Linked DNA regions of Mus musculus: region 2 is linked to region 1. Evidence: chromatin loops called from intact Hi-C (ENCODE). Cell type or tissue: left cerebral cortex. All regions are shown on one strand. Links, peaks and the distances in the headings refer to the core of each region. The heading gives the core; the rest is flanking DNA.

Region 1 (16,055 bases), core at 4,123-12,122:
CATTCTAATTCTTAGAGCAGATTCCTTCAGCCCTGGAGTATCTATGATAGACAAATAAAGTTCAGATGACAACAGAAGGCAACATGTGCTGGATTATAAAGGGTTAACAACTTTTCTCTGGAAGCAAACTACAGAAACCACACATTCCCTCATTTCTGTTTACACCTTCACTTTCTAGCTGTGCAAACAGAGACTGAAAGGTGATGTCACAGGGATACAGATGATTGATGGCAGACTGACCAGGCAACATTTCTACCCCATTCTGAGGGTAACAGGATATTCACCTTGCTTGAAAGGACTTGCTTATGCTTTTAACCTTAGGCCTGGCTTTTTTAAGCATACAACATTCTATTCCAATTTTCTTCTGTTCCTTATTTTTATTACTATACTTATCTATTTTTTTAAGAATTTTATACATGAGTACTACTTTTATTTATTTTCCACTCCTGCTTCTCTTCCACCCACTCCTCCTGTGACCTCCTCAAATTCATGACCTCTTCTTCATTATTGTTACATGTATGTGCGTGCATGCGCGCACACACACACACACACACACACACACACACAACAAAAGCAACAAACCACTGAGTCTATTTAGTGTTGTTCCTGTGTACATGTGTTAAGGGATGATTACTTCGGATTGGATGATAACCTATCAGGGAGCTCACCATTGGAGAAAGTTGAAATTCTCTTTCAGCTGTCACTGATTGCTTGCAGCTCTTGTGGGATTTCTCCCATCTTCATCAGTACACCCACTGGTGTTGTCATGATGCATGTCTTATTTAAGCATCCATGTTTTTAAGATGTTATGGGTGCCAACTTCCTTGTCATGTCTAGGTAACACTGTTTTGCTGCCCGTATCTTAGTCTTCTGGTTTACAATATTTCCACCTCCTTTCCAATATGTCTTGAGCCTTATATGTAAAGAGTACATTGTAAATATATCAGGTGCGGCTGGCTGAACATACCACAGTCACTTATTCTGTGCAGTCTGATGAGTTATGCATTCTGTAATGGTCTCCATTTGTTCTCTGTAATGGTCACCATTTGTTGTAAAAAGAAGCTTCTTTGGTGAGGAATTAAAGCTACCCTTATCTGTAGGTTTAACAGTAAGTATTTAGAACAGTTAGAAAGTTAATTGGTTTAGAAAAGAGGCAGAAAGTTAGCCTCTAGGGCAGTGGTTCTCAACCTGTGGGTCTCAACCCCATTGAGGGAGAAGTATAAGGACCCTTTAACAGAAGTCATCATTTAAGACTATCAGAAAACATGTTTCCATTATTCTTCATAACATTAGCAAAATAATAGTTATGAAGTAGCAACAAAAACAATTTTGCTTGGGGGGGGGTCAGTATAACATGAGAAACTATATTAAAGAGATCCAGCATTAAGATGGTTGAAAAGCACTGCTCTAGGGTCTAGGATATCTCCAGCCATCAGTAGTTGATGAATGTCAAGAAACACACACACATATTCTCTCTTGTAATTGCTCTCTGAACTTTCCTTGGGTTGACAGTTTTCAGTTAGTTGAATCTTGGTGTGCCTGGCTAACAGAAGAGCTGGTTGTCATTCCTCTGGAGTGACTATGATTTATGATGTGTGACCACATCCCAGCTCATGCTTCACAGCTGTACACTGTCAAGTCCCTTTGTTTATGTGTCATTTCACCCTCTGGTGAACCACACTTCCTTTCATGACATAATTCTTTCTCAGGAGTGGACATTGTAAACCTATGTGATGGGCATATTTCTTGTTTACTGCTTGGTATATATAGACTATGGAGCTGCCTGGGAGAGAGAAGAGGGGAAAAGAAGAAAGGAGAAAATGGAATAAGAGGAAAAGGGAGCAGAGAGGAAGGGCTGGAGGGCCCTAGCCTTGGTGTAGGAGTTAGAGATGACATGTGTTGGTTTTATGGCTGTGTAATAAAAGTCACACATATAAGCCGCTAAACACCATACAAACATGATCTCATCACACTTTCTATGGCCAGCAGGGATTAGCTGTATTGTCTGCTCCGAGTCTTGCCAGCTGTCCTCATATAGGAGGTTCCAAGGTGTACTGGCTAGTTTTGTGTCAACTTGACACAGCTGGAGTTATCGCAGAGAAAGGAGCTTCAGTTGAGGAAATGCCTCCATGAGATCCAACTGTAAGGCATTTTCTCAATTAGTGATCAAGGGGGAAAGGCCCCTTGTGGGTGGGACCATCTCTGGGCTGGTAGTCTTGGTTCTATAAGAAAGCAGGCTGAGCAAGCCAGGAGAGGCAAGCCAGTAAAGAACATCCCTCCGTGGCTTCTGTATCAGCTCCTGCTCCCTGACCTGTTTGAGTTCCAGTCCTGACTTCCTTTGGTGATGAACAGTAGCATGGAAGTGTAAGCCGAATAAACCCTTTCCTCCCCAACTTGCTTCTTGGTCATGATGTTTGTGCAGGAATAGAAACCCTGACTAAGACACAAGGCTTCTGCATTTAGAAAGTTTTCTTGTCCACCTCTTCCCATTGGGTAGGTCTGGGCTGTAATTAGACAGACCCCACAAAAAATTACAAGGAAATTTAATGCCCATTGTAAGGGACTAAAAGGTGGGACACTGATCAATTAATTCTCTTACCAAAAAAGGATGGAGTGATGGGTGATGGAGTGTCACTTCTATGTGCTGTCTCATAGCTACCCATTTCTGGGTAGGGTGGGGACGGGCACAGGGAATCTTAGTGTGATTAGTGGGCCATACAGTTCCCTAGGCTAAACATAGTAAGTCTATATATCATTACACTGGACATAAATGGAAGCATGTATTGTTGTATGGGGTGTATGATCAACTACATGGGCTTGATTGGTACAGCCCACAGGATGCTCTCTAGTGATTGTGTCTCTCTTTGTGTTTATATTCGAGGATAGAAGCTACATTTAAATCTTACTTTATAATGGCCATTGCTGCACTTTGTGCATCATTGGTTTGGTGGATCTTGAAGTAGTAAAACATAAGAAAATAGAGGTGTAAAATGGAGGAAGAGCCAGGAGTGGTGGTGTGTACCTGCAGTTCCAGCTACTTTAGTTTCTGCGGTAGGGTCATTTGAGTCCAGAAGTTTGAGGCCAGCTTGGGCAACAAAGCCTCTGTATCAAGAGACCGTGACCCAGACTGAGACAGATGAGAGGAGAGAGACAGGGAAGGGAAACACAAGAATCCGAAGGCGGCACCTGTAGCCCTTGAAGTTCGTGGGGATTTCCTCAAATCCAGTGTGGAATTTAAGACAGTTGGATATATTCACAGCCAGCTCCTTACACTGTATACAAAACATCCAAGAAACAGTTAAAAGTGACATTTGTGTTGGATTAGAAGTTTGCTTTTCCCAGTGGTCATATGGATGACATAGTGAGCACATTCTGAAGGCTACAGAGGTTGGTAACTGTAGTTGGTGTCATGGGTTTCTTCTTGATTCAGTGGGGAGAATGGACCTGGCCTCATGTCCATTTTTGCAGACCAGATCCTGAATTGTGGCTTTGCTCAGAGATCACTCCCCCCCCCCCCCCCCCGCAAGAGCTCTAAGACAACCCAATGTCTTGTTAAACAGGTGCAATATAATTCTAGTTTAAAGTTTTTTAAATGATGTTCTTTTTAGTTCTTGTAAATAAACATAACATAAAGATTGCCAGTACAGTTAAGTTACATTTTGAAATAAAGAAAAATGGCATATGACAAAAATCTGCCATTGTGACCATTTTAAATGTATACATTGGTAGCATTAATGAAGCTGTGCAGGGCAACCATCATCACTATTTTCATAACTTTGCCATCACCAGGTAGCAACTATATCAATGAAGAAATATTTTTGTCCTCCCCCAGTCTTTTCTTTATTAAATATTTTCTTCATTTACATTTCAAATGCTATCCCAAAAGTCCCCTATACCCTCCCCCCACCCTGCTCCCCTACCCACCCACTCCCACTTCTTGGCCCTGGCATCCCCCTGTACTGGGGCATATAAAGTTTGCAAGACCAAGGGGCCTCTCTTCCCAATGATGGCTGACTAGTCCATCTTCTGCCACATATGCAGCTAGAGACATGAGCTCTGGGGGATACTGATTAGTTCATATTGTTGTTCCACTTATAGGGTTGCAGACCCCTTCAGCTCCTTGGTCCCCCAGTCTTTGGTAACTCTTTTGTCCTCTGTACATATGCCTGCTTGAAGTCCCTTATGAGTGGAGGGATGAGATAGTCCTTTTGAGAATCATTACTTCACTAGCACAACATCTTCAAGGTTCACCTGCATTCTAGCTTTCTTTGGGTAATATTCCTCTGTATGTGCACTGTATTTGTCTGCCTGTTCATCAGTGGGAGGATGGGTTGATTCTACATGTTGGCTGTTGTCATACCACAATGAACACAGGTGATCTGTAGGAATCTTTGCTTTCTCTTCTTTGGGGTACAGGACTGGGCATAGTCATTTTGACTACTTTCAAGTGAAGAAGCACATGGCATATATGGTACCCACAGTGTTGAACTCCCACATCATTGTCTCTAGCTCCTGAACATTTTGTCAACCCAAAAGCACCCTCCTCGATCATTAAGCAGTCACTCTTCATCTCCCTCCTTCCAGCACAGTAGCTTTCCACAATCAGTCCCTATAGTTCTGTCTATTCTGGCCAATTCCAACAGTGATGCACAGTTATAGCTTTCATCTTGTTTTTTTTTTTTTTTCTTTAAATAACTTTTTATAGTGAAAAAAGTAGAAAAAATTTAAATGACTCTCAAGTACTCATTGGCCAAATTCAGCATAGTTGGATTTTGTCAACCATGTTAATCGAAGTCTCTCACTAGGGAAGAAAAGAAGTATGTGAATCGATACTGGAAAGAAATCCGAGTGGGCGACTTTGTCCGTCTTTGCTGCAATGAAATCATACCTGCGGACATTTTGCTGCTGTCATCCAGTGACCCTGACGGGTTGTGCCACATCGAGACTGCTAACCTGGATGGAGAGACCAACCTGAAGCGGCGCCAAGTGGTCCGTGGCTTCTCGGAGCTTGTAAGTGGTCTGCATTCTCAGAGCACCACAGGCATCTGTCTCGTCTGAAAGCCTCTGTTATTGGGCTGGACCAATTTTCCTAGTAACTCAGAGTCTGATAGCCCTTCTTCATGCCTAAGCCCATGCTTAACCTGTTCCTGTGTGGATTGGGCTTTTTCCGACTGTGATTTCCAGTGTACACTTAATGAGTTTCTCAGAATGATATTTAGTCTTTGAAGAATTCTGAGGGGACATTCTGAAACAGTCAGCGTTTACTGAGTCCTTGTTCTAGGTCACCAAATGGCAGCATAGCAGAATCACGACCTGTTCTTACGTAGGTTGGGAACATTATCTCTTCAAAGGACCTGTTCAGTTCAGCCTCGGGGCTTCCAAAGTTGAGCTCTGCCTCTGATGTGTTAAACAACAGCTAAGAATGGGGTTGAGTGGGGAATAGGAATGGGAGGTTTTACCCACAAACAAGCTAAAAAATCCCAAAGGGGTTTTGCCATGCATGTTCTTAATAAGGGTTGCCCCTTCTAAGCCTATGCAGGGACATCCAGTGCTAACACTGAATGAAATCATGAGACACAAGTCCCCAGACACCGGAACTGTCTAAAAGGAAGTGAGGAAACCTCCTCCTGACCATACCTACTCTGTCTCACATTGCCTGTCTGAGTCAGTCCTTCAGGTCTGGCCATTGCATGTACTGAGGACGCTTTGAAAAGTAGTCGAAGGAAGTGAGTACTGCATTCAAAGAAGATGTCATTGGAGATTCCTTCTGCCACATGGCGTCATCCTACCCACTTGCCTAGGAGATGTGGTTTAGAAGCATAGTCCATGGGGCCTGGTTTTAGCAACTGGCCTTGTTTGATAGTTTATGGATCTGAAGGAAGGTGGAGCAGTCATTGTGGATGAAGTGATTCCTTGATCAGGATTGCTGAGGGTCTAGGAGCCCTGCCTCCCACTCTTGCAATATCTTGCAGTTTATTTCATTCACCATCGCTGGCAGAGATGCCACTTCACACTCTGAGAAGAAGGCCTCAAAGAGAGATTAATGCTGAGACCTGTGGCAGGAGTGTTTGAGCCAGCTGCCTCCATGGATGTCACTTTATTACAAGTCTTTGCCTTGGTGTCCTGCTCTTTCCTGTTTCCATCACAATTTTCCCGCTTAAGACTAAGAAACAAAAACAACAAAAAACCTCTTTGATTGTCTACCAAATATATTTTGTGAAACCATAGACATAAAATTTCAAAATTACTGTATTGTAATGGTGCATGTTTATAATCAGGGCTGATGGAAACTGAGGCAGGAGAGGGACAGCTCAAAGCGCAGATGGGCTATGTAAGAAGACATCATTGAAAACAAAATAACCATGAGAAACTTAATGTATATGTATAAACATATATAGAGTACTACATATATACATATATGTACACCCCCTACATATACATACACATATACATACCAGACAAAAGTACACATTCATTTGTTTAAGTGGAACACTTTTATCCAGGGACAGGAAGTCTACCAAACCTGTTTGTTAGGGGCTCTTCCATGCAATTTCTGACCTTGCCTGATAATTATGCTTTCTGATGGTAGTTGTGTGAGACCACGTGCAGGGCAGTGTGTTAAGTCTTAGCAGTAAGCCAGGCTTATGCCTATTAGCCTGGGCCTACCTGGCTTCTCTGTCCTAGAACATGAAACTCCTGCCTTCTCTTCAGGAGACAAGTAGATGATGTGTGGGGAGATAACACTGTGCAGCAATGACAGTTGCAAAGGACACAAGTCCCCTTCCAGTTTTCAGTGTCTCACCAGGAGGAAGGAAGAGGTGGGGCCCGGTACAACGAGCAGCACAGAAGTAGTGCAGTGTGTAGAGGATGAGGCAGACCTAAGTGAGCACGTGTGAGTATCTGAAATTGAGGGAAAGATGATGATATGTAGAGCCAAGAGTATAGTGGCCATGTTTAGCATGGTGGTAGGGATGGACACGGACTGACTCCTTAGCTAACTCCAAAGAACTTAATCATTTCATGTCTTTTATTCTTCAACTTCTGAACTCTTCTAAACCCCTCTTATTTCTCAAGCAGCAACTGTGACACTTTGTAGCTTCATCATGTTTCCTATAAACAAGTCAGATGTAAGTGGGATGCTTAAGATTCAAAGTTGGTATGATGGGTAATCTTTTTAATTTGATGGGCTAGGGAATCTCCATGGAAACAAATCTTTGAGATGTCTGTGAGGGATTATGTGGTTCACTGAAGTGAGAGACCCAGCTTAGCTGTGGGTAATACCATCCCTGGCCTGGGATTCTGGACTGACTAGAAAGGAGACAGCAAGCCCAGCACAAGCATCCCTCATGCTCCACTTCCTGACTCTGGATGTCGTGTGTGTGTGACTAAGCTGCTTCATGTATCTGCTGCCATGATGGCCATGACTGCCATGGTAGACTGTATCTGTAGAAGGGCAGAGATAAACCCTCAAGCTGCTGTCTGTCATGTGCCTGTCACAGCAGGAAAAGTAACTAATACAGAAGGTTGTTCTCTATCACCCTCTAGGGAGACTTGAGGAAGCAAATAGAACTGAGTCATAATCTAGTCAAATTAGGTCACACTAACAATTTAGGGAACTCTGACTTCTTATTAATGGTTTCTTGGACAGCAGCAAAATTCTTCAAGATGTATACACATTTTGGTTTTCATATTGATGTATTTTTTTCATTTTCATGATTAATATTGACATACTATAATTCTGAAATTTATGTATTTATTTCCTTTATTGAAAGTAAAAAGCCATAAGTCTTTGGTTCTAAATGTCCAACAACTGACAAGACAAGTGTCTCATAGCAGCATTACAATGCAAGTTCTCTGTATTTAAGTGTTTGTTTTTGCTTGCTTGTTTCTTTTGTTTTTAAGCCATAGAAAGATGAAGAATGAACCCAATCTTGATTTATATAAGAGTCACAGAAATATTTTACCCATTTGATAGATAGTAAATTGGAAGGAGTAGACTGCAGGAAAACTTAAATTAGAAGGGATTTTTATGTCTGTATTTCTTTAATAACCAATGACCTTGCCATTTCCACAGGGGAGGAGTGTGTCATCAGAGTCCAGTCAGGAGACAAGTCACACATGATTGCACCAGAGAAAGTCTATCAAGGACTTTTATGTGTTCTTGTGGTGGTAGTAATGGAGCACAGGATGCCTGTCTCACTGGCCAGGTATTCTGCTGTTGAAGCGAAAACTGCAGTGCCACACAGGAAGCAAATGTAATCTGGGATAAGGCTGATGGGTAGAGGAGTGGCTGTTGCAAGCATCAGGTCTAAGACAAAACACAGCCTTCTCTACTCAGGGCACTTCCATAGCCTATGGTGGTGGGGAGGGCTAATGAGGAACTGTAATTTTGGAACTCACTGGAAATGTACCACAGAGGATCATAGAGAGCTGCCAAGCTTGGATACCACGGGACCCTCTGATCACTGGCCACTGGGGAGGCTACACTATGTGTTCTTGAGGTGGACAGCCCTGGCAGCTGCAGTGAGCCATAATCAAGACAGGCAGATGCTTTCTAGACATTTGTGCCACGGAGCCCTAGCCTTTGAGCCTAGCTCAGAGAAGTTTTTCAGTTTTATTATCCTGAAATAAATCATGGAGAAAGTGACTAGTGACTTGAAGTGGCCCAAACAATGTCTTTCTCCACTTCCCCTACTCCTGAAACTTGGATTTAGTCATTTACTCCTCCACCTCCCACCAGTGCCCTCTACTGACAATGTAGAATTTAGCATCTCTCTTACACTGTCATTCATGTAAGATGAAGTGTTCATCTGTTGAGAGACTAACAAAGAGGTCTACCCGCTGATGCTTCTGTTAGGGCCTAATACTGGAGAAAGTAGCCATCTTCAGCAGTCAAGGATGTTTCTAGAAAGAGGACCTTGAACATAATCTGAATGTTAGAAGGAATATTAAGACACTAGCTCTCTGTGGCAGTCACACAGACCTACACACACCCTGAAGTGGAAATGTGTTTGTTCAGTGACGATGACTGAATAAAACTGAACATGGTCGAGGGGCTATAGAATGGGTAGGAGGTGATGGTCATGCCCCACTCAGACCTAATATATGGGTGAGGGTCCAGACTGGGCAGATGGCTCCATCATCAAGCTCTGTCAAAGGAAACTTAAGAGTTTTTGACTTAAAGAGAAATGTTTCATTTAAAACTTGGAATTTAATGATAGCATCCAAGAATTCAGAAAGGAATTCCAGTGTGAAAAATTACATTCCTATTTGCGCATCACATTTGTTATGGTCTCTTATAATGCCTTTGCCGTTGAGATCCAGTAAACACTATTTTTAAAATTTTTCATGCTCTAAAACAATGAATTCTATGAAATAATGATCATCTCATTGTGTTACCAGTGTGAAATAAATAAGGCAAATGCAGATACTCTACCTACCATATTTAAAACTGCTGGTCCAGGTGGAGCTGGAACAAGCAGGTACTGTCTGAACCATCAGGGAGGGGTCAGAAGCATTCAGGATTTCTCTGGGTTTTCCAACCATTCACACAGACCTGCAGGCCTAGCCTGAAGCTGTGTCAATTCCACTGAAGCCCAGGGAAGAAGTTCTAGCTCACCAGTAATAGTTGTATGCACAGCTCTGCAGAATAAGGTATTCTCTAAGCATTACAAGTCATATACAACTTTGCAGATGTTAACACAATTCAACAAATATTTATAGAGCATCTGTTAAGCATCAAAGGTGCATTAATCAAAACTAGAAGCATTTTCTTCTGGCATTCGTATTATCTATGTAAGGAAGTGAATGGGGTGGAAGGTGGAAATAAAACAGAAGTAGAGTCATGAAACTTGGGGGTGGGGGTGGGGGTGGGTTGGAATTTCAGATGATGGTGGGAAGAGGAGGGCAGGCCAGTCCAGAGGCTGCCTCTGTTGGAGAAGAGCCCTCTATGAGTGGTTTCTTTGTCAGTTGATTTACTAAAGCTATGTGTTCTGATGGTTTTTCTTAAGTGGATCTGCTGTCCCACTTGATAATAAGTTTCTGTTTATAAGTGGGTGTGATTGTATATGTTTTTACGTGTGTCTGTACACAAGAATGTGTGTACAGAAGTATGCACAAATATTTGCAGTACTTTTGTATTGTAGTATTAGAGAAGAGATCTGGTTATGTAGCTCAGGTTAACTTCAGGCTTGTGACCTTCCTGCGTTAGCTTCATTAAATGCTGAAATTACAGGCATGTGTTAGCACACCTGACTTGTATTACTTTTAAATTTACAGAATGGTAAATAATCTTTTCTGCACCGATAACGTGTTCTAGAAACAGTGGGTCTCTCAGATAATGATCTGAGGAACAGGGCCTGCAGTCTTGTCGTTGACACGCCTGCGGATGCAGGCTGTAGGTCAGTGTGCTCAGATTCTCCATCCACTGCAGAGTGGACTTAAGAACACTCTGCTCTTTGTTGAAGGGGCCCTTTCTGCTGTCATCTGTCTCTCAGTTGTTTTGTGAGCAAAGTGTCCTATGGGCAGAAACTTCTCCATGCCCATAGAACATAGCTGGGACCAGCTCACTGCATTTTACTTATAGCCATTGTTTCTGAGGTCTACAGGTGTACCTCTGCATTTCTCCACATGGTTTGTTTAGTTTGCATGTGGCCTCCAAGAGAAAAGCTATGTTTCAGTTCTCACTGTGGTGAGAGCGTGTCTTGGAGTGTCACCCATCCACAGGTAGATAGAGGAGGTGGAAGCTGTGAGATGGGGATGCAAAGCAGACCTTACAAGGCATGAAATTGACTTCAAGAAAAGCTGTCACCTACGCAGGTGTGGATGGAATTGTGCTATCTGACAGGATCAATCTGGGATTCAATAGTGAGATGAATTCAGAGCCTTCCACTTTATTTATGCTAATGAATGACTCATGTGCTGCAGAGTGACTTAAGGGCCCCTTGAGAATCTTAACTAATCTGAGACTGGGACAAATCTAAACTTCTCTAGCCCGTCAGATTCAGTAAAGCAATTTTTAGTCACTCATACTAAAGTGTATGTGTCAGAATGCCTTACTCCCCACTGTTCCTCACCTACTAAAGGCCAAGAAATGTGGGTGTCACTGACTGATGAGAAGTGGCCTCCCCTAAGCTCCAAAGTCAGTTACATGGAAATATCAGAGGAAAGGTTCATAGGTCTGGAATTGGCCCAGAGCCCTTTAAAGATATTCTCTCTGTGTCTTTGTCTTTGTCTCTGTCTCTGTCTCTCTATCTCTGTCTGTCTCTCCATCTCCGTCTCCGTCTCTGTCTCTGTCTCTCTCCTTCACTAGTGGACACTTAGGGTGTATGAAGCCCTGAGATCAACAACCAGTAATTCAATATGCTTCCCACTTCCACTCCAAAGATTCAACTAAGTGAAAATGTCGAATTTAAACTTTGTCTTCGAGTTAAAAGAACAAATAGTTCTTGTTTACCTGGCGTGACTGACTTTCATCAGTGGCACCTGTCATGGGCTGAAAGTAAGCTTTTCATTGTGTGGAGAGAAAGGCTAACTTAGGTCAACTTCAAAGGCTTACACATCTACGTTTGTTTTGGACAAAACATCAAATGGTTGGTTGGTTTGCTCATCCGGCCTTTATCAAGTACGAGGAGCCTTGACCACCAAGCAGGAAATTCTCCAGAGTAGACTCTGAAGCCTGTGTTTTTTCCTTGGCTCAGGAGATCCTATGTACTGTGGACTGTTGTCATTTCCCTTAGAAAGGCTGGAACGGGATTTTTCAGGGTCAGAGTCTAAGACTGTTAAAGCATCAGAAATCAAAGCCCCCCCCCCCCTTTTGGTGGAGGGGGTGGGAAAGAGAATCTGGAGTTCTCGCTCATCCTCAGCCCCATAGTGAATTTGAGGCTAGCCTGGGCTCCTTGTCTTTCACTGAAACACATGATTAAGATAACCAAATAGGCTTATTTGATTTATCATTTAGGAGGAGTCAGTTCATGAGCTATTGGTTGAGTAGATGCAGTAGGAGCACAGACTGAACAAACTCACTCACACATGGCCAGAAAGAGAAGAGGGAGAGGAAGGGGTCAGTGGTCCCATTGTTCCCCAGTGACTTCTCCCAACTGGCCCAATGTCTTATAGATTCTATCAGGTTCCAATGGCATCACTGTAACATCTAGGGGATACGTACAGTCTACACTGTGACATTTTCTGATAAAGTGGCAAGATACCTTCACCCTTTAGCAGTGCCAGCTATACTCCCTTCACCCACTGGGTGCTGCACCCTTTCCCAGGTGTGCACTGACATTTTAATTTTTTACTTATACTGAAAATACAATACATTTCATACAATATATCCAGATTATGGCTTTACTTCCGCCTACGTCTCCCAGTTCCTCCCTATCTTTCCTCCCACCCAGACTCAGACCCTCGCAGATCCTTGGTAGAAAACAAACAAGCATATAAAGAACAATAACAAAATACAATAAGCTAAAACAAAGCAAACCAGTAGGGATAGCACAAAACGGGGGAAAAAAGACCCAAAGAAAAAGCACAAGAGGATGCAGAGGCACAGGTTTGCATACACGCAATCCCATGGAGACATAAAGTGGGAAGCCAAAACTATATATGCAAAGGACCTATAAAGGTTTTTTTGTTGTTGTTGTTGTTGGTTATTTTATTTTATTTTTTAAAAAGATGCTCTGACTCAACATTATGAGACAAAGACCCTCCCCAAATGCCACTGAACTCATTTTTGTTGGCTGTCTACTTCTGAGCATGGGGCCTGCCCTTAAGAGTGTTTTGTTTCTTCAGTGAGACTCCCTTTGAGAAAAACTAATTTTTTTCAAATAGTTGGAGATAGATTTTGGGTCAGTAATGTGTACATTTCTCTTTTCAGCTCTGGGAGCCCACCTGGTGCGGACCCATGCAGGCCCTGTGCACGCTGCCGCAGTCTCTGAGTTTTTATGCGCATCTCTTGTGCTGTGCTTGGAAGGCCATATTTCCTTGTTCTCCATTCACTTTGGCTCACACACTTTCCACCTCCTCTTCCACCAAGTTCCATGAGCCTTGAGATTTGTTGTTGAGGGATTTGTTGGAGGCATCCCATTTATTGTGGAGGATTTCAAGGTCTCTTATTCTCTGCATATTTTCTGGCTCTGGGTTTCTGTATTCATTCCCATTTGCTAAAGGAGAAAGCGTCTCTGATGGCTGAGCAAGGCACTGATCTTACTCATAGATTCCCATGGGACTCTATTAACCAGCAACTCAATTAGATGTAGCCAAGTCCAGACTGGGAACTTTCTTTGGTAATGAGACATGTTCAGTTGGACTCTCTCCCGCCTATTATTTGGTGATATCATTTAAATCTCCATTATATATTTATATACAGTAGGAAGCTTCTACTATATTAGGATTCTCTATGAGCCCTCACATGGCCCTTAGTTTTAGCATCCCTCTCTGTATTTCCTCTCTTGCTCTCTCTTTCCTCCTTCCCCCATTTGATCTTCCCATTTCACTCCCCCATCTACAAGTCCATCCTTAACTATCTATTCTTATTCCTAGGAAGATACAGCCTTCCTCTCTACCTCCTTACTCTGTACCTAGCCTCAGTGATTATATGGTTTGTAATTTATCAATGACTTAACAACTAGCATCCACATATAGGAGGATGCATACTATATTTGTCTTTCTGGGTCTAGGTTAGCTCACTCAGGATGATTTTTCTAGTAACATGTATTTACCCATGAATTTCATGATTTCATTTTTAAACAGTGAGTGTAATAGTCCCTTGTGTAAATGTATCTCATTTTCTTTATCCTTTCATCTATTGATGGACATCTAGTTTTCTTCTAGTTTCTAGCTATTATGAGGAGAGCCACAAAAAAACAAAACAAAACAAAAAGTTAAAAAAAAAAAAAAAACAAAAACCAAAAGGAAACCATGGTTGAGCAAGTGTTTTTTGCAACAGAATGAAAGTTCCTTTGAGTATATACTCAAGAGTAGTATGGCTGGATCTTGAGGTAAACCCTTTCCCAGCTTCCAGAGGAACCTCCAGCCTGAGTTCCCTAGTTGCTGTACAAGTTTGGATGAATACTCTCCTTACTCTACATTGCTGCCTGCATGACTTGCTATTTCTTATATTGATCTTGGCCATTCTGTCTGATGTGAGATGAAATCTCAAAAGTGTTTTGATTTACACTTCCCTGATGACCAACGATGTTAACCATTTCTTTAAGGGTTTCTCAGTCATTTGAATTTCTCCTTTTGAGATTTCTGTTTAGATCTATACACTATTTTTAAATTTGGTTGTTTTCTTGATGTTCAGGTTTTTTTTTTTTTGAGTTCTTTATATATTTTGGATATTGATCCTCTGTAGAAGGTGGAGTTGGTAAAAAATGTGTAGCCTGTACCTTTGAATGGTGGTGTCCTTTGGTGTACGTAGCTTTTTAGTTTCACTAACACATTAACTGTTGATCTGAGTACATATGCGAATGGAATTCTGTTCAGGAAGTCTTTTCTTGTGCTAATGACTTCAAGACTATTGTACATTTTGGTCCTCTGGAACCTAAGTGCTGCCAACTCTTTCAACATAGACTAAGCAACATAGAAACTCACCCGTTAAGTCTTAACAGAAAATGTCCAGCGGAATGGAGGAGAAAGGCAGCTTGTGTCTTGCCAAGAGAAAGTGATGCCTCATATGAAGGTATGAATGATACTCTTGGCTCATATCCCAGCTTCTAGACCGCAGGGCCCAGCACTGCTCAGTCATCTCTGCTCATTTTCACTTTCGGTCTGGAGGAGCTAGGAGTAGAGACACCTGCTGACGTGTTTCAGCTGCCAGATCTAAGGGTTTTTACAGCTCTAGTTATGGGCAGCATAGCTGAGGTCTCCTACACACATATTTTAGACTACTAAAATCAAGAATTACACATTCTGGAACTTAAACCTGAATTTATTTTCTCAGTCCTGGAGACTGGACGTTAGGGGTCAAGGTAGGGTTGGCTAGGGCTTGGTAGGGTTGGCTCCATCTGAGCTGCTCTCTTCAGTTTGTGGGTAGCCATTTCTTTAGTCTTCACTGGTTCTTTCCTCTGTGACCTCATCTCCTGTCTTTATAAGGAGACAGTCACAATGGGTCAGGGCCTACTCTAACACTCCATTTTAACTCACATCTTCAAAGGCTTGTTCCATGTATACAGTCATATTTGGTAGTTCTGCATAGGACTTTGAAAGAGGCACAATTCAACCATCAGTGTATTTTCAGAGGGAACTTTACTCCATGTGCAGTGTCAGTCACATTGGTCATCTCCATGAGCTCATTCAAGCTCACTCTGCTCCCAGAGGTGGAAAGTGCCTTTTCTTGATGAATTTCCGGCCGGAAAAATCAGCAATAGTAGAAGAGAACCTTGGCTCAGTAATATATGGCTCCATTCTTCCAGAAAGCTGACTGTCTGTGTATTAATGTGCTAATTACTAAAATCTGGGAATGACAGGGCATCATAAGGAGCCAGAATCTGTGATGGAACAATATTCAGAACTTGTGCTACATGGATTTATTTGTTTGTTTGTTTTTAGAGATGTGTTAAATGTCAAGCTATTAGTTGCCAAGACAGAAGAATCTTTTTCCTCAAGTTTTTTGTTTTTTTTTTTTCTTTTTTTTTTTTTTCTGTAGAAATAGTGAAAGAACACCTTTCAACCCCTGGCTAGAATATACTTTTTATTATAGGATTTCCTTGAGGGAAGACTAATTTCCACTGGAAGAGATATCTTGTGTTTCCCAAGTTGGTGTTTGTTTTACATTACAAAAAGAGCCGGGCCTTGGTTTGCTTTGTTCCCACAGTTAATGAAAAAATAGCAAGCACAGATCTGCTGAGAGTCCGTTTAGAAGCCTGACCTTGTGTTGGAGGTGGGCAGGGTGCTGCTGGACTGGAGGAGTGGGGCACATCTATGGCTTGGGCCCCTGCTTTTCTGCCGCATTATAAGCCTGTATTTCTAAGACTGCATCTGTGAAATAACTGCATCAGAAAGCATGAGCACTGTTTTAAGCAAAGGGAACAATTTTCCTCTGATTGCACTGTCCA
Region 2 (16,055 bases), core at 2,827-10,826, 83 kb before region 1:
CCTTACCTGACCCTGCTGTGCTTAGCACCCATCCTCTATCTATTAAAAAAAGGACAAACCATTCCTCTTGTCCTTTGCTTTTGTCATGGGGGACCCATGCTTCTATGCAACTGCAGCAAATATAGATTCAAACCCTGTCCCTCACAAAGGGTAGCGAAACCCTGCGTGCTGACAACTCTGCTCTCTCCCACTCTTTCTTGCATATTGACTGGTTAACTCTCCTCTTAGACTTGACCTTCCTGTCTACCTCGGTTCCTGTGGCATCACCCTGTGGGAATGTGACAGTCAGCTCTAACCTGATGATACTGTGTTATTGCCTTCTCCCAAATAAACTGTTCTATCCCACTTATTAGAGATACTTCCCCTAGAGTGCTCAGACCTGTGTAATAATTTACATGCAAGTCCCCTGTGATGGCTAAAGCAACTTAATAAGGCACTAGTCATCCCTTAAGAGCTATTGACTGTTGCCCTGGAATGCTTGTGAGACCCTAGGGGCCTGCAGGTGAGATGAGAATGGGATAATGGTGTTTGTGCTATGAGGTATTTAACAGCTTGCTTTTTGCTTTTGTACACTCACTTATTGCTGTGGGACTGGGACGAGTGAACTTTTTATTACTATATTGTGGGAAAGAGAAACAGCTGAGGGGAGTAAAACAATTTTCATGTCCAGGTGTAGATTTCATAGATAACTGTAATGTACATCGTTGATACCCACCTTTGAGAACCCTTCCTTTAGCCCCCTTCAGCACAGCATGCTGATTGACTCTAAGGCTGCTAGCCTGCTCGAAGTAAGGATAGATTCAGTCAATTTAAATGTGAGTTGAGACTAAGTCTTTGGTCTTTCCCAGTAGATTTGAAAGCTACAACAGCCCCAACCTGACACATCAGATGACAGCTCCACTTTCAGCCGCTTGGCCATATGCAGTTCTTTCCTTGATATACTAACTAATATTAAATCCTCTTGCCCTAAGCAGCCCCCTTTCACCTCCACATAACCACCTGCCTGAGCCACTGTCCCCTATCTGCCCTGCAGTGACTTTTTGTTTGTTTGTTTGTTTTTCAAGACAGGGTTTCTCTGTGTAGCCCTAGCTGTCCTAGAACACACTCTGTAGACCAGGCTGGCCTTGAATTCAGAAATCCGACTGTCTCTGCCTCCCAAGTGCTGGGAGGGATTAAAGGCATGCTCCACCACTGCCCGGCTGTGACTTCTTACTATACTGCCCCCTTTGCTTCTACTCTGGTCCTTGAGTCACAAACCTGAGTCCAATGACATGCTTTTTTTGCTGAAAGGCCTCCCTTTGCACTTAATATTAAAGTCAAAATTCTCACCAGGATTTATATACCTATGTGATGTCACGTTTCTGCTCCCCTACTTAGCTCCAGACATACATCTCCCTGCTGGACCTAGACTCCTATGACTACCTATACTTGACATCTGCATCACTCCTAGCCTTGGTCAGGCTTGTATTTAGGGCTGTTGGAAAGTCTCCTTCCTGGCTTCTTTCCACGGAGGCAGCAGCTGCATGCTTATGTGTCCTGTGCTCTGTGCTCCAGCATGTTCATGTCTTCCTTCTAGGGATGACTACACTGGGATATGGTGATGTTCATGGGGTATTCTCATACTCCAGCACAGACTTGGGGAGGAGGAAGGACTGTGGGTTTCTGAATGAATGGCAGACAGAATCCTACCTGCGTCGATTTCAATTCTAGATCTGTCCTTCTCTGAGGCCTTTGTGCAGAATAATCTCCTGTCCCTGGTTCTACCACAGATTTTGCCTCATCCAGATTTTATGCCCTGTAGACTCCCTCTCACTTACCTCTCCTATACCCCTACAGGGTCCCACTTATGACTCTTGAGTGGTTCTCAAGATTTACTGTGGGTTGCATTCTCTTCCTGCTGGGATCTCAGTGCTGTAAGTATGTTTCTTGACTTGGACAGTTTTCCTTCTCATTCCTGCTGCCCACAACAATGCCAGGGTAAATACCAGTGATGAAAAGAGGCTTACTGGACAAGATGGGTTCAGTGATCTTCCCAGGACCCAGGACCCAGAACCCAGGTGCCATTAAAAAAGTACAGAGATTTGAGGGGCAAGCATTGGCCAGGCTACGTCACAGCCTTGTTTCTTGTCAAGTAAGCCTAAAGTCTATGCATTCGTCTGGTGGGCAACATCTAAGCTCAAAAGTCCCACAAAACCTGGGATTGTGTACATGTGTATGTGCATGCATGCATGCGTGTATGTGTGTGTAAGATGAGCTAAGACCAACTAGAAATACTGAATTTGGATTGGTTAAGAGTATGTGAGAGAAGATTCCAGACTGGTGGGGTAGTGTGACTCACAGAATCTTGGAATCTTAGCATGGAATGTAGACGGGGGGACACGGTCTGTTCTGAGAAGGGTAAGGAGGCCTCTCACCCTGGGGTTGGCAGGGACTAGAAGGTGCAGAGTTAAAGCATCTGGTGCCAGTTCCCCGAGGTCCTCAAGGGACCTTTGCCTGAGGAGTCAGCATTTGACTTTGAAAGCAACGGGGGATTCCTAGGAGCTTGAGGGTAAGGAAATGAAATAAAGTGCTCATGTGACTACATTGACAGTGGGGACTGAATGAAGCACAGATCTTAAAAGGGGGTCAACTGACTTGAAGGCTGTGGGGCAATCCTGGAATATCTGTAAAGACAAGCGACCGCCAAGGAATGAAGGAACTGGCCGACCTGGAACTCCACTAGGTTAGATGATGGAGTTGAAAGCAGAGTCAGGTGTTAAAGACTGGATTTTCTCCTAATCTTTGGCTTAGGATTGTCAACCCTGAGATGAGAGTTCTTTTGGGGGAAATGCAGACACTTTAGCCCAATGTTTTTCTTATCTTGGTTTCACCCTTCAAATTTGAACCTCTTACTGGGAGTGGATATTTGATAGGGAGGGAAATTTTCTCTTCTCTTCTCTTCTCTTCTCTTCTCTTCTCTTCTCTTCTCTTCTCTTCTCTTCTCTTCTCTTCTCTTCTCTCTCTTCCCTTCCCTTCCCTTCCCCTCTCCTCTCCTCTCCTCTCCTCTCCTCTCCTCTCCTCTTCCCTTTCATTCCTTCTCTCTTCCCTCCCTCCCTCCCTCCCTCCTTTCCTTCCTTCCTTCCTTCCTTCCTTCCTTCCTTCCTTCCTTCCTTCCTTCCTTCCTTCCGTAGCTGTTACTTTACTCTTCTAATGCTGGATTCTATTGACTACTATGGGCTTGGTCAAGGATGATAACCTCCAATAGCTGGGTAGCATGTGAACCAAGGAGCACAAGGTTGGACACCCAAAAAGAGGGATAGGAAAAGACAAGTGATTTTTCAGTAAAGCCAGATCAGGACCCTCAGAGGAAGTACCCAAAGCTAGCAAATGGTGCTGAGGTAGGGAGAGAAAGGAAGGACTAGCCTGTTAAAGGAAGAGGCTAAGGTCCTCAAATCTGAACACAAAGTACCCCAAAGTTATTTCTCATTTATTTGCCAGCCATGCTCTCCTAGACCACAAATATCCCCATTTCTCATCTCTGTATCTGTAAAGAGGCACACGGAGTGGAAGTTGTGGGCCCCTACTTCACCTGTAGTATGCTTCCCAGCTCCTTCCAAAGTCACCTTCAATTTCCCAATATTCAATGTATGTAAACTCCTCTCTCCCATCAACAGGAAAGGAACCCTTTGCTCACATTCCCTCAGCTGCCCATCAGGCTCCCTCTCTGCCCAGTCTTTTTCTAGATCTCTAGAACAAAACTGCCCTAGGGAATCTCAGTCCTTGTTTACCAGGCAGGGAAACAGTGACCCAAATGTTTCTTTGGATCTATATTATAATCTTCTCTTCTATGAAGAAATTTAAAAAAAAGTCCTATTTGGGGAACAAAGAATGTTGAAGGTAATTCTAGAAAAAGAAAATTTCCAGTTCACCAAAAAATTATATCTGAAAGTAAGTGCAAGCTGGAGGGTAGGGTGTTTTTTTGTTTTTTTTTTTGTTTTGTTTTTTTTTGGGGGGGGGGACAGAAATAGTGACTTTATGGAGAGTACTTAGGTGGCAATGCGCTTTTCAAAACATAATTTGGAAACTGGAAAATCGGTATACTAAGGATTCTGGGTTTAACTTCAAATGACCCAGCCTTGAGGAGGTCCTAAACCAGCTCTCCAGACAACATTTCCTGGTCCTGGATCAAGTCTGTCTGCTCTAGTTAGAGCGCGCGGGCTAGGAGGGGATGGGGCGAACTGATACTCAGTCTTCCTCTCTTAGTGGCACAGTGAGTTTGCAAACTCTCTGGGACTAAACTGGATGCCTCAGAGAAACGAAAGTAAAGCTCTCTAAAGTTTCCAGCGCGGGCTCTTTTTGTTTCCCGCTATCCGCCCAATCTGAATCTGGGCGCTGAGTGAGGGCGGGGCAGAGGAGCCACCTCGGCGGAAACCGCCCAGGCCGCCTGGGTGGCGGGAGGGGACTGCGAGGGGAAGAGCGCCGAGCCGGCCCGCGACCTCCTGCCCGCGGGGACTAGTAGACCTGGAAGTCTGGACAGGCTGCGCGGGCTGGGCGGGGCTCGGCACGCTGACTGTGGTGTCTGTGCGTCCCGCAGGAGGGGAGTCCGCGCTGCCGCGCCCGGGCGGCGGGCGATGATCACCTAGGAGGCTGGCGCGAGCGGCAGAGGAGCCGGGCGCGGCGACACGCGGCCATGGAGCGGGAGCTCCCGGCGGCCGAAGAGTCCGCATCCTCGGGATGGCGGCGGCCGCGAAGAAGGCGCTGGGAGGGCAGGACGCGCACGGTGCGCTCCAACCTGCTACCGCCTCTGGGCACCGAGGACTCCACGATCGGAGCCCCCAAGGGCGAGCGGCTGCTGATGCGCGGCTGCATCCAGCACCTGGCCGACAACCGCCTCAAGACCACCAAGTACACGCTGCTGTCCTTCTTGCCCAAGAATCTCTTCGAGCAGTTCCACCGCCTAGCCAATGTGTACTTCGTCTTCATCGCGCTGCTCAACTTTGTGCCGGCTGTGAACGCCTTCCAGCCGGGCCTGGCACTGGCGCCTGTGCTCTTCATTCTGGCGGTCACAGCCATCAAAGACCTGTGGGAGGACTACAGCCGACACCGCTCGGACCATGAAATCAACCACCTGGGCTGCCTTGTCTTCAGCAGGTGAGCCAAACTGAGCATCCGAAAAAAGGGTGTTGAGTGTGACTTGCACGAGTCCAGGATGGCCCGCGGAGTAGCCTGGGCCAGGTGAAAATCATTCATCCTCAAAGATGCAGGGGTGCACACAGGTCCCCTGTTCCAGATTAGCACTAAACTTAATTTCTAAACTAGAACGAACCAATGGTTGGCATCTGGTTGCACGTGTTTAGTTTCATCCACATCTGCCCTTACCCTATGCCTAGAATATGATCACCTGAAGTCCTGGCCTCAATCCTTGGCCAAGTCACCATGGCATTTAACACACAGGAATTTATAGCTTGGTCTTAGATAATAGATGTTTTGGGACAAAAAGTTCTGATTCATCGGGCACAGATTAGATTGAAGGTCAGGCAAAAACAACAGTCCATCCATTTAAGTTAGCTATGATCCCGCCACAGTCTGGGTACCATTTTTTAGTCTCCTTGCTCCTTCTCCCTGACCCTGCCGGTGCCCCTCTCTCTCCCTCTGTCCTCCTTTGCCTCTCCTTTTCTTAGGCTTCTTCTTTCTCCACCTTGCTGCAGTGTTTTTGAGATAGGATCTCAATGTAGCTCAGGGTGATGACCTAGTGATGAGCTTCCTTCCTTAGTTTCCCCAGTGCTGGGACATGCCACGAGCCATCTTTTCCTTCCTTCCTTCTTTCCTTCCTTCCTTCCTTCCTTCCTTCCTTCCTTCCACCCCCCCTCTTTTTCCTTTCTCTTTCTTTCCTTCTCTCTCTTTTTCTCTTTCATTAGTTCTTTTTAAAATTAATTAGTTAATTAATTTATTTTTCACTCCAGATTTTATTCCCCTCCTGGTTACCCTTCGACTTTTCCACATCCCATACCTTCTCCCACCCTTTCTCCACAAGGATGTCCCCACCCCTCACCCCACCAGACCTCTAAATTTCATGGGGCCTTCCAGTCTCTTGAGGGTTAAGTGCATCTTTTCTGATTGAACCCAGACCCAGCAGTCCTCTGCTGTATATGTGTTGGGGGCCTCATATCAGCTGGTGTAGGCTGCCTGGTTGGTGGTCCAGTGTCTGAAAGATCTCGGGGGTCCAAGTTAATTGGGAAATTGGGACTTCTAGTCCTCCTACAGGGTAGCCCTCTTCCTCAGCTTCTTCCAGGTTTTCCCTAATTCAACCACAGGGACCAGCAGCTTCTCCTTCCTTCTTCTTCTTTTTTTTTTTGTTTTTTGTTTTTTGTTTTGTTTTCTGAGACAATTTCTTTATGTAACCCTGTCTGACCCACAACTCACTCAGTAGGCCAGGCTGGCTTCTAATTCAGAGATCTACCTTCCTCTGCCTCCTGAGTGCTGGGGTTAAGGGTGTGGGCCACCACTATCCCCCTCTGGCCAAAACTTGTTTCCAGTGGAAAAGAGACCTTGAGGGGCTGCTTCCCAGGTTGGTGACCTGAGAGTTACTTCCTTCTGATGGAAGTCATCTCTCAGAACCCCAAGGCTCTGATGTGAGCCAGGGTTTCCTGGTGAACTTTCTCCCTTTATTCCCCACCTGGATATCCACATGGAGGTAGATCACCTTTGGAGCTCTCTGTTCATCAGCTGGAGCACCCCTGAAGAAAATGATGTCTTGGCCATCATTTGTAGTTCAGTTCATTGTTTGTCTCTGGCTTACCTTGTTGGACATGGCTTCCTAGTTGGATGATATTCTTCATGTTCAGTTTTTTTTTTTTTTTTCTTTTTTCGAGACTGGGTTTCTCTGTATAGTCCTGGCTGTCCTGGAACTTACTTTGTAGACCAGGCTGGCCTCGAACTCAGAAATCCGCCTGCCTCTGCCTCCCGAGTGCTGGGATTAAAGGTGTGCGCCACCACTGCCCCAGCTCATGTTCAGTTTTCACCATGCCTGAAAACACCCTAAGAAGCCCTGCTTTTCAGTGGCAAGTTGAGCCTTGAACATATGAGTGATGATGTTGAACTTATCCCTTGGGATAACTTAGAGGACTGGACATCCTTTTCTCTATACGAGAGTTTTCTGTTTTGTTTTTGATATGGGTCCATGTTGTGTTGCCTAGGTCAACTTGAATGTTTTGACTGCCTGAGCAGTGTTAAGGTTCTGAGAGGTTAAGTAACTTGTAGCTACTGCAGAGTGGTCTGAGCCTCAAACAGGTTTCTCACATTCCTATGCTTGCGGTTTTTAGACTTTTTGTAAGAACCACTGGCACTTTTTTTTTTTTTCTAAAGTATCACATCTTCAATGTGTTAGGCTTAGCAGATTTGGGAATAGGCCCAGGAATGAGTATGAAATAGCAAAGATGTGATGCTTATGTGATGGCCCACATTTGCGTAAGGCCCGGTGCTTGCTCTGGAGAGGCGCTCATTGGCTAGTCACCAGACATGATGACGTGGATGGGAAGGGCTATGGAATTTCCTGAATCCTGTGCACCAGAAGCCTCAGCAAGCCAGTGTGGAATCTTCATACAAAGCCCTCAGTGTCTCCAACTCTAGGCAACCGTGTGTCTGTCCTCTGCACACGTCAAGGTGGGGCTCTAACAAGTCTCTGCATCTGGGAATGTGTATTTCCCACTTCTATCCAGCCTGCCATTCCAGTAGCCTCCTTTTCAAAAATACTTTAGCTTTAGGAAATAGTTTATTTTCTGTTGGCAGAGTGTGGCCCATTTGTCATTTGCCGCCCCATTCTGTGGATGAGAAAACAGAGGCAGAGAACTGACATTGTAAACCCACATCTACTGAAGTTCAGGTTTCCAGTTGGTTCCTGAGCATTTAGTACAGCCTTCAAAGAGGCCTATGATATTCCCCATACTCCCTGCCTCTAAGTTAATTTCTTAGTTTCCCTTGGAAGTTTTCCTTCTCCTCCAGGGAAGGAACTGGGTAGTTTGTGGGCTTGAGAGAGATGGTATGTGTATGTGGAGCCTTACCTCAGGTATCTTACCTCCATCTTTGACCTTTCATCATTCCAATGCAGAAGTCCCCTCCCCCCCTCCTTTATCACTTCCGTACTGTGGGAAGAGCTGTAGGCTTATGCCCCACTTCTCTTCCTTGTTATGGGAAGACAGGTCAAATTCTTCCATTCTGTGAAGTTTGGGATTGATATTATCGGGCCCTTTGTGTGAAAGGAGGAGGAAGCTGAGTTCCATCCAGGGCTGCTGTTAGGGCCCTGAGCGAGGCCCTAGGCTGGGCTCTTAATCCTGAGAAGCAGAGTGATTACTAGGAAACACCTCTTAGAGAAGAAGATAGGTAAGGATCTGGAGTTGCCATGTAAGGACCAGAGAGGGATGTGACCAGAGATGTGCAGAGGCTGTGGGTGCTGCAGATCAGTGATGGTGGAAATGGAGTAGCACATGGGCCAGGGCATAGGGAGACCAAGAATGAATTATAAGGCATATGGAGTGAAGACGGATATGAACCTTGACTCATGGGTCACCGAATTCAGTGGGCTCAGGAAGAGACCTCGGTTAGGTCACTCTGACTAGTACCTTGGTAAGCACAGGAAGCCACAGGCTACTGTAAAATGTGGAAGTCTGTCTTCTCTTGTGCCTATTCCAGGTGCCATGTTTCAGTTACAGTGCAAATGAGGTATTTATTCAATCAGATCTGTTCTCTCTCTCTTTCTTTCTCTCTCTCTCTCCATCCCTCTCTCTCTCTCTCTTTCTCTCTCCCTCTCTCTCACTCTCTCTTTCTCTCTCTCTCTCTCTCTCTCTCTCTCTCTCTCTCTCTCTCTCTCTCTCTCTCTGTGTATGTGTCTCACTCTCTCTCTGTGTTTGAGATGTGTAATCTTAGTCTGGTGCCCAGGCTTGCTCTGACTTCTGGGCTCAAGTAACCCATCTGCCTCAGTCATTGAGTAGCTGGGACGATGGGTGAGAGCCAATACTTTGAGCTCAAAGCATAAAAGCCCTTACCCAGGTCCTTGTCCTTGAAGGTGAATTAATGACATGTCACTCTTCATATGGCATTTTGTATTTCTGCTGCCCAGTCACAGGGCTCTTGAGCTCCTTGCGCCGAGGATCCTCTATAGTGCTTGCCAGGAGTGCAGCTTCCTAGGCTATGCCTTTTAAGCAGTCACTGTCTATGTTCTGAACACGTTTTATCCTCTACTGGATTGCAGACTCTATTTAGGGAGATCCCCTGAGCCACACTTAATGGGCTTGAGAAATATCTGTCTCTGGGACAGGGGTTGAGAGAGCGGGATAGCCCACATTAGCGTATGTTCTGGTAGGAGTCCAGGGCAAGAGTCCCAGCAATGTATAGCTGATAGCAATCTACAGATGAAGTGTCCAACAGGGATTATGTGGGTACCAATTACCAAGTATGCTTCAATACCTTATGTGAAGAGTGTAGATCTTTGCATCAAACTCTCTCTCTCTCACATACACACACATACCCTGGTTACTTTAAATCAACTCTAGATGACTTAATACATTGGAAATACTATGTAAGGAGTTGTTCTTTTGCATTGTTTAGGCTTAATTCTAGGTTGGTTGGGCCCTTAGATGTGTAACCTGCAGGTATGGAGGGTTGGCTGTGCGGTAAAGGAACAGAAGAACCCACCCTTTAACTATTGTCTGGACGGTGATCAGTGTAGCTTATCAAAAGGACACAGCTGTGGATAGACAAGTCAGAAAGAAAGAAAAAGAGAAAGAAAGAAAGAAAGAAAGAAAGAAAGAAAGAAAGGAAGGAAGGAAGGAAGGAAGGAAGGAAGGAAGAAAGAAAGAAAGAAAGAAAGAAAGAAAGAAAGAAAGAAAAGAAAGAAAGAAAAGAAAAAAGAGGTTTTGCCTGACCCTAGGTAGGACGATGTTTATTCACAAAGATGGGCATCTTGTCACTCATGTATGAGATGGCCAAAATGTCTCCAAGGGAAGGTGGGAGGTGGCCTCTTATGGGGTGAAAGTGACTTCCGTAGTCTGCAAGAGAAGCTGAAGTATAGACCTTCAGCAGTAAACCAACATTTCTAACTATGAGAGGATATAAAGAAATGCAGGACAGGGGTGTTATAACTGCTTTCTGATGAAGAGAGTCTTTGTTAGAGTGGGTACCTCAGAGTCCTCTGGTCATGTAGCTGGGGGTGTGTCTTAACTTGATTGGCTATGCTGGATCAGGTGATTTTCATCCTCCATTCCTAAAGAGACCCTGGAAATAGTTATGAGAGGCCCCCAAGCAGATGGTTTGCTTACAGAATCAGAGATTTCCTGGGAAGTTGGAGGGATAGGGAAGAATAGAGGAGAGAGAGAGTGTTCATAGAGTTGATTCAGGGTGACAGTGACTGATCCCATTGGCAGGATTGTTCCACCAAAATGAGCTAGCAGAAGTAGCAGGGAGCTACAAAGCATCAGAGGAGAAAATAGAGGGCTAGTGTAAAAAATTGACAGGGTAAAAGGATGAAGGTTCCTTTTAGCCAGAGTGTTGCCACCGCATCTAAAAGGTCTTTTTTTTTCAGATATTTTAGGAATATATGGATCTTTTGTAGGGAGATAGGTATTGGGAGAGCTTATATGGTACATTTTCTTTGGGTAGAGAGTGAAGTTCCGAAGGGAAACATTTAAAAGACAGGGTAAAATCATAGGTATGAGGATAATAAGGAGAAAGACAGAGTGGGAGGGTGCCAGAGTAATTCTTGCCTGGTTCCTGTGTCTTTAGATTCCATTTCAAACCAGGGTTTGCTGGCCCGGAAGCAGCAATGTTTGAGGAGGACATAGATTCCCATCCTTAGCAGTAGTTGGATATAGTGCCTTTTACTTTCGGAGTACTGTATCAGACAAGGAGTCAAGGTGGTCCTGAAGGATGTTAAGCTGATCTGAGCTAGTGAGACAGAGAGGTTAATCTATGCAAAAAAGGCTCCAGTCTAGCTGTTGTCATTCTGAGTCCCCAAATCAATGTCTAGAGTGGCAAGAAGAGCAATGAGTTGGCCTGACCATGCCTCATTAGGCCCTTTTTAGTGGTCACCGAACTGTTTTATCTCTTGGTAACTGTTTCAAGGGTGACAGTAGGGTGATAAGGGAAGCAGCAATTAAGAGTGTCTCAGAGGAGGGTCCATGCAAGGGGTTATGATAAAACTTAATAGTTGACAGAGATATAGAACATAAATCAGGAGATAATAACTGTACAACTTTGTGGGGAATATTAAGAGACAAGGTTATATGAGAAAAATGTTTACATCAAGATTAACATGAGTTAAAATCGGTTGTACAATTGACCTTATACCCAAGTTCTATACAAGTTCTATAATTAGCTGTTTGTTAACATCAGACTCCTGTAAGTAAGGAACAAGAAACAAGCTCTTTGGAAGCTTTGTAAATAAAGTCAGCATCCAAGGAATGAATCTGAATAGAAAGTGTCTGTCTTAGTTAGGATTTTAGTGCCGTGAAGAGACAACATGACCAGAGCATTTCTTACAAAGGAAAACATTTAATTGGGGCTGGCTTGCAGTTTCAGAGGTTCAGTTATGGTGGGAAGCATTCCAGTCTGACATGGTGCTGGAGAAGCTGAGAGTTCTACATCTTGATTCATAGGCAGCAGAAAGAAATTGTATGCCAGACTGGGCCTAGCTTGAACATAGGAGACCTCAAAGCCTGTCCCCACAGTGACACACTTTCTCTAATAAGGACACACCTACTCAACAAGGTACTACCTCCTAATAACAACACTTCCTATGGGCCAAGACTTAAACATATGAGTCTGGGGGCCATATCTATTCATACCACAACAATGGTTAAGTGGTATTTTTTGCTTTCCCATATGATGAACTTTGTATATTTGTTTTAAATATTATTAAATATTAACAATACCAGCTATTATTTAATGAACAAAACCAGACACAATTTGATAAGCTAAATATTTTAAAATTTGGAACTGTCACCTTAAATGATCATACCATACCATAGTATTTGAAAACATGGCAATACATATTTTGCTATCATCAAATTGTTAAACCCAAGGTTATATAGTAAATACATTTTATATGTCAAGCTGTGAAAAGAGTTAATGTAATTTTAAGTTGTATTCTCCCAAAAGAAATTATTTTCAATTTCCATTTTAAAAGTATACTCCCAGAGATAGTGACTGCCTTGCTTTTTCCTCAACAGTTACTTTTCGAGAACACTCTAGAACAGTGGTTCTCAACTCCCTTAATGCCATAACCCTTAATACACCTTATATTATGGTGACTCCCAACCAGAAAATTATTTCATTGCTACTTCATAATTGTAAGTTCGCTACTTTCTAGGAATTGTAATGTAAATATTTAACATGGAGAATATCTGATATATGACCCCTGTGAAAGGTCATTCGATCCCCAAGGGATTGAAACTCACAGCTTTAGAACCAGTGAACATCCTAGAGCATCCCAAGTCACTACCCAAGTCAGTGGCTACCATGTGAAGAGTAAATTATTTACTTTACAAAAATTTTCAAAACTAAGCCCACTAAGAGAACCTTTTTTAAAAATCTACCTTCCCATTCCATACACTCGGCCAACAGATGAAAACAATCAGTCATATAACGTCTGTAATAAAGAATTTACCTTACAGATTGAATTAACAAAGAAGGCTAAAGCCAACTCTTTACTCCTTTTGTCTACAGGCAAATCTTTAGGTCTTCATGTCCTGACAACAGTAAGCGTATTTCTTAATACCTTCCTGCTTAAAATTAGACTGCCTGTTTAGAGGCATAATTTGTAAAGCAAAATAACAAAATTAAATTAGTATTGGCTTTTGGAATGTTTTAGAAAACATCCATAGCATCATTGCCAAACTCTTTGTACTACTTGGATCATATGTTATTCTACAAATAAAACTGTCAAAGATACTATTTTGGTATTCTGAAGGATTTTCCAAAACTGTGAGTTTGATGACCAAGTATTTGGGATTCTCCTTTAATGAGGGGCCTTGGATGGTTAGGTTATTGTCCCTGAAATTAGCTTTTCTTAAGAGGAAGAACTGAATGCCAGGGTAAAGAGCATGACAAATTGAACTATCATGTGGTCTCATGTTAGTTAGGTGGTAGGCTTAGGTACAAGGCTGCCCTGGTCACAGCATCCCTTTATGTCAATTTGGGAAATACTGAGAGCAGAGTCATTGCTATTTGCCTCTCTGTTGTTTGAGGCATTTACAGTGTGGGTGCAGAATCTGAGATCCTCCACTGGGCCAGAGAATCCACCCCTCTGTCATGTGAGACATGGCATGTAATTCGTCTTTAGATAAGGAGGTTTTATTTTTGGTCTTTTTCTCCCCTGCTTTGGCCTACACGACCTATGCATCAGAGGCAGAAGCAGCCAACTTCTGGCAGATCTTATTCCCGTGCCTCTTTGTCCTGTAATGAAGCTATCATGCAATGTACTCTGGAAGGATAGGTCCAAGAACTGCCTGAGCCCAGGACTTTCCTGGGGGATATGTTCTATGGAGGTGTGGTGAGGTGTGGAGGAAGGAGTTGCCTTAGTGGGCCCATGCTGAGGCATTCCTTCCCCCCCCAAGGGACCAGTCACAGGACAATATAGTATAGAATAGAGTTTATTCAGAGCATGGAGAGGGGAATCAAAAGTGTTGTAGAGGCAGAGAAAGACAGAGAGAGTAGGGGAGTAGAGGAGTAGAGGCCAGCCATGAGCCCATGGAGAGGGGTAAAGGGATTGGGAGACAGGGGCAAGGAAAAGCAAGAACAAGAGAAAGCAAGAGAGCGAGGAAGGGGCAAGCAGCCCTTTTTATAGTGGGTCAGGCCTACCTGGCTGTTGCCAGGTAACTGTGGGGCGGAGCATACCTGGCTGTTGCCAGGTAACTGTGAGGTGGAGCTTGCCTGTCGCCAGGTAACTGTGGGTGGAGCTTAGACAGAATGTTAACACTCATTTAGACTTAACTTTGACAACATACACAGGATACTCTATGATGGGAGATAACAGAAAACTATATAATAGCAATAAAAGTTAGCCTCTCCACGCTTGTCTACCCTCTCAGATTAAGGAATGATAGTTTCCTGCTGAAGGACTACACTTCTTAGCATCCTTTGTGGACTACAGAAGGCTTTTCTGCCCCATATAAGGGACCTTCTCTTGTGTGTGTTGTGGTCACCTGCACTTGTGGGCGATAAGATGCCCCTTCAGTATGAGTAAGGTCAGGCTAAGCCTCTTTCTTTCCTACTCCTGTCTTTAAACAGCTGTCTTTTAAAATCAATCTAACACACTAGAACCAGCATTCTCATCCCTTCAGCTGTAGGCAACAGATCTCCATAGACAAACCTCCCTAGGCAACAGTGACTGAGGAGTATATCATAAATGAGCCCCACTGTGCATGGAGCCCTGGTGCTAGGTTCGACATCCCTTCTTATACAAACCCTACCTAAGTCATCACTTACTTCCCTACATCTTATCTGAGTTATCTTTTTTTTTCCTGCTACAGGGGATTAAACCTAGTTTTACACATTCTAAGTGTTCTACAACTGAGATACACTTCTGTGCTTGACTTTGTCTTCAGTCTGCTGTGTGACCTCAGTCATGTCTGTCTGTCTGTCTGTCTGTCTGTCTGTCTGTCTGTCTGTCTATCTATCTATGGAAATTGCCCTGCTTCATTACTTTTATTCTCAGTTGCTTCAGGGAGCCAGGGCAGCTTCTAACTTGTGCTCACTGATCTTCCTGGGTGGTTGTTTCAGTAGAGCTGAGAATGTGACTCTCTCCTAAGCATTTGTTCTTCTCTCCTTCCACAGTGCCTTGCTCTGTATCCTGACTTCCTACTGCTCTTCTCCCTCTGTGTCCCTACCTTCCTGTCTCTTTCCTGGTGAGCTCCTCTCTTCTTCTACAGAGCTTTGAGTTCCTGAGTTGAGGTCTCTCCCACCAGCATACCTGCCTGATTTTACTTTAAAAAAAAAAAAGAGACCTTAGTGTGTAGTTTTGGGGCCCTGAGGTAGCACTGGCATTGTATTCTTTTGACTGGGAGGAGGCAGCTTTGTTTTAATGGGCCTGGGGAAAGCCCAGGTTCTTTCACCTTTCATATGGTAATTGGACTCCTAAGGAGTGGCAAAGCTGTTTACAACTCTAGTGTTACTCAGGGAAATAGTGTTAGCGGGAAAAGAAGGATGTGGGCCCAAAGTCTCAATGGCTTGTGAAGCCTCTGTGTTATGGCCAGAGTTGTTTTGTCTATGTTCTCACCTTCTCAGTTTTCTGAGACAGGGTCTCTCTGTGTAGTACAAGGTGGTCTCATAAGCATAGTTCTCCATATCACCCTCAACTTATTTTGAAGCAACTATCAGTCATTGCAAAATTTCATCTGTAGATGCTTTAAAAATAAGAACCTGACCAGTTGTAGTAAATGAACCTAAAAGTACCATCATCAATCCTAAAACTCTTAAGTTCTTTAAATTATTAAATAGCCCAGTTTTTGAATATCCACAGGTCTTAAGTGGATTCGTTTTTCAATCTGTATGTTTGAATCTGATCCACATAAAGTCTATTTGTTGCAATTAGCTGGTAAATTTTTAGACCTCTTTCAATATGTAAATTGCCATTATAATCCTTTTCCTGCCCATTTCTCTTGGTTTGGCTTTAGAATTTACTTTCAGCAATTGGGCTATTTGTGCTATAGGGCCTGTGGCTTGCTGGTGACACCTGTAGCTTTCTTACCATGTGTCTAGACATTTCCTTAGAACTTCATCAGGCTTAGGTTTAAATTTGCTTTGGCCAAAACTATGTTCATAGGTGGTTTTATGAATTAATTAATATCAAGCTATATATATATATATGGCGGAAAAACCAAACAGCAGACCAGGCCAAGGTTGTTCCACGTGGTAGAGGTTTATTGTACAGACGTAGAGGGGCGGCGAAGCGGGTAGAAGGGCAGAGAAGAGGAAAAAGAAAGAGGGGGAGAGAAGAAAGAGAAGAAAGAAAGAGAGAAGAGGGGGCGATCCCCTAATTTATACAGAAAATGACATTACACCAGTGATGGTAGGAACTGAGCCAA

Evidence for each region. A loop is a pair of places that touch in the nucleus more often than their neighbours do. Peaks named below come from ENCODE experiments on the same cell type or tissue, not always from the same donor. Only the 100,000 strongest peaks of a DNase experiment are listed, where the experiment ranks them.
Region 2: a loop joins it to region 1, with 2.1 times the contacts of the local background. A loop is called at or near these places in 7 of 42 quality-filtered maps.

Annotation. Positions count from the first base shown.
Region 1 is chr7:58,735,387-58,751,441 of GRCm38, forward strand. It overlaps Atp10a (ATPase, class V, type 10A), which reads left to right. Exons shown (of 21, transcript NM_009728.2): 2 at 4,806-5,010. Among named protein-coding and RNA genes, the nearest start is that of Gm39019, 12 kb to the left of the region's middle. In left cerebral cortex, for the core only: a CTCF peak has its summit at 8,750 (motif pointing left); a DNase peak (open chromatin) is centred at 8,753; H3K27ac peaks cover 1,362 bases.
Region 2 is chr7:58,653,786-58,669,840 of GRCm38, forward strand. Atp10a (ATPase, class V, type 10A) reads left to right here and starts at 4,417. Exons shown (of 21, transcript NM_009728.2): 1 at 4,417-5,130. The coding sequence starts at 4,670. In left cerebral cortex, for the core only: no CTCF peak of the experiment used is centred there; DNase peaks (open chromatin) are centred at 4,584 and 7,463; H3K4me3 peaks cover 2,277 bases; H3K27ac peaks cover 1,019 bases.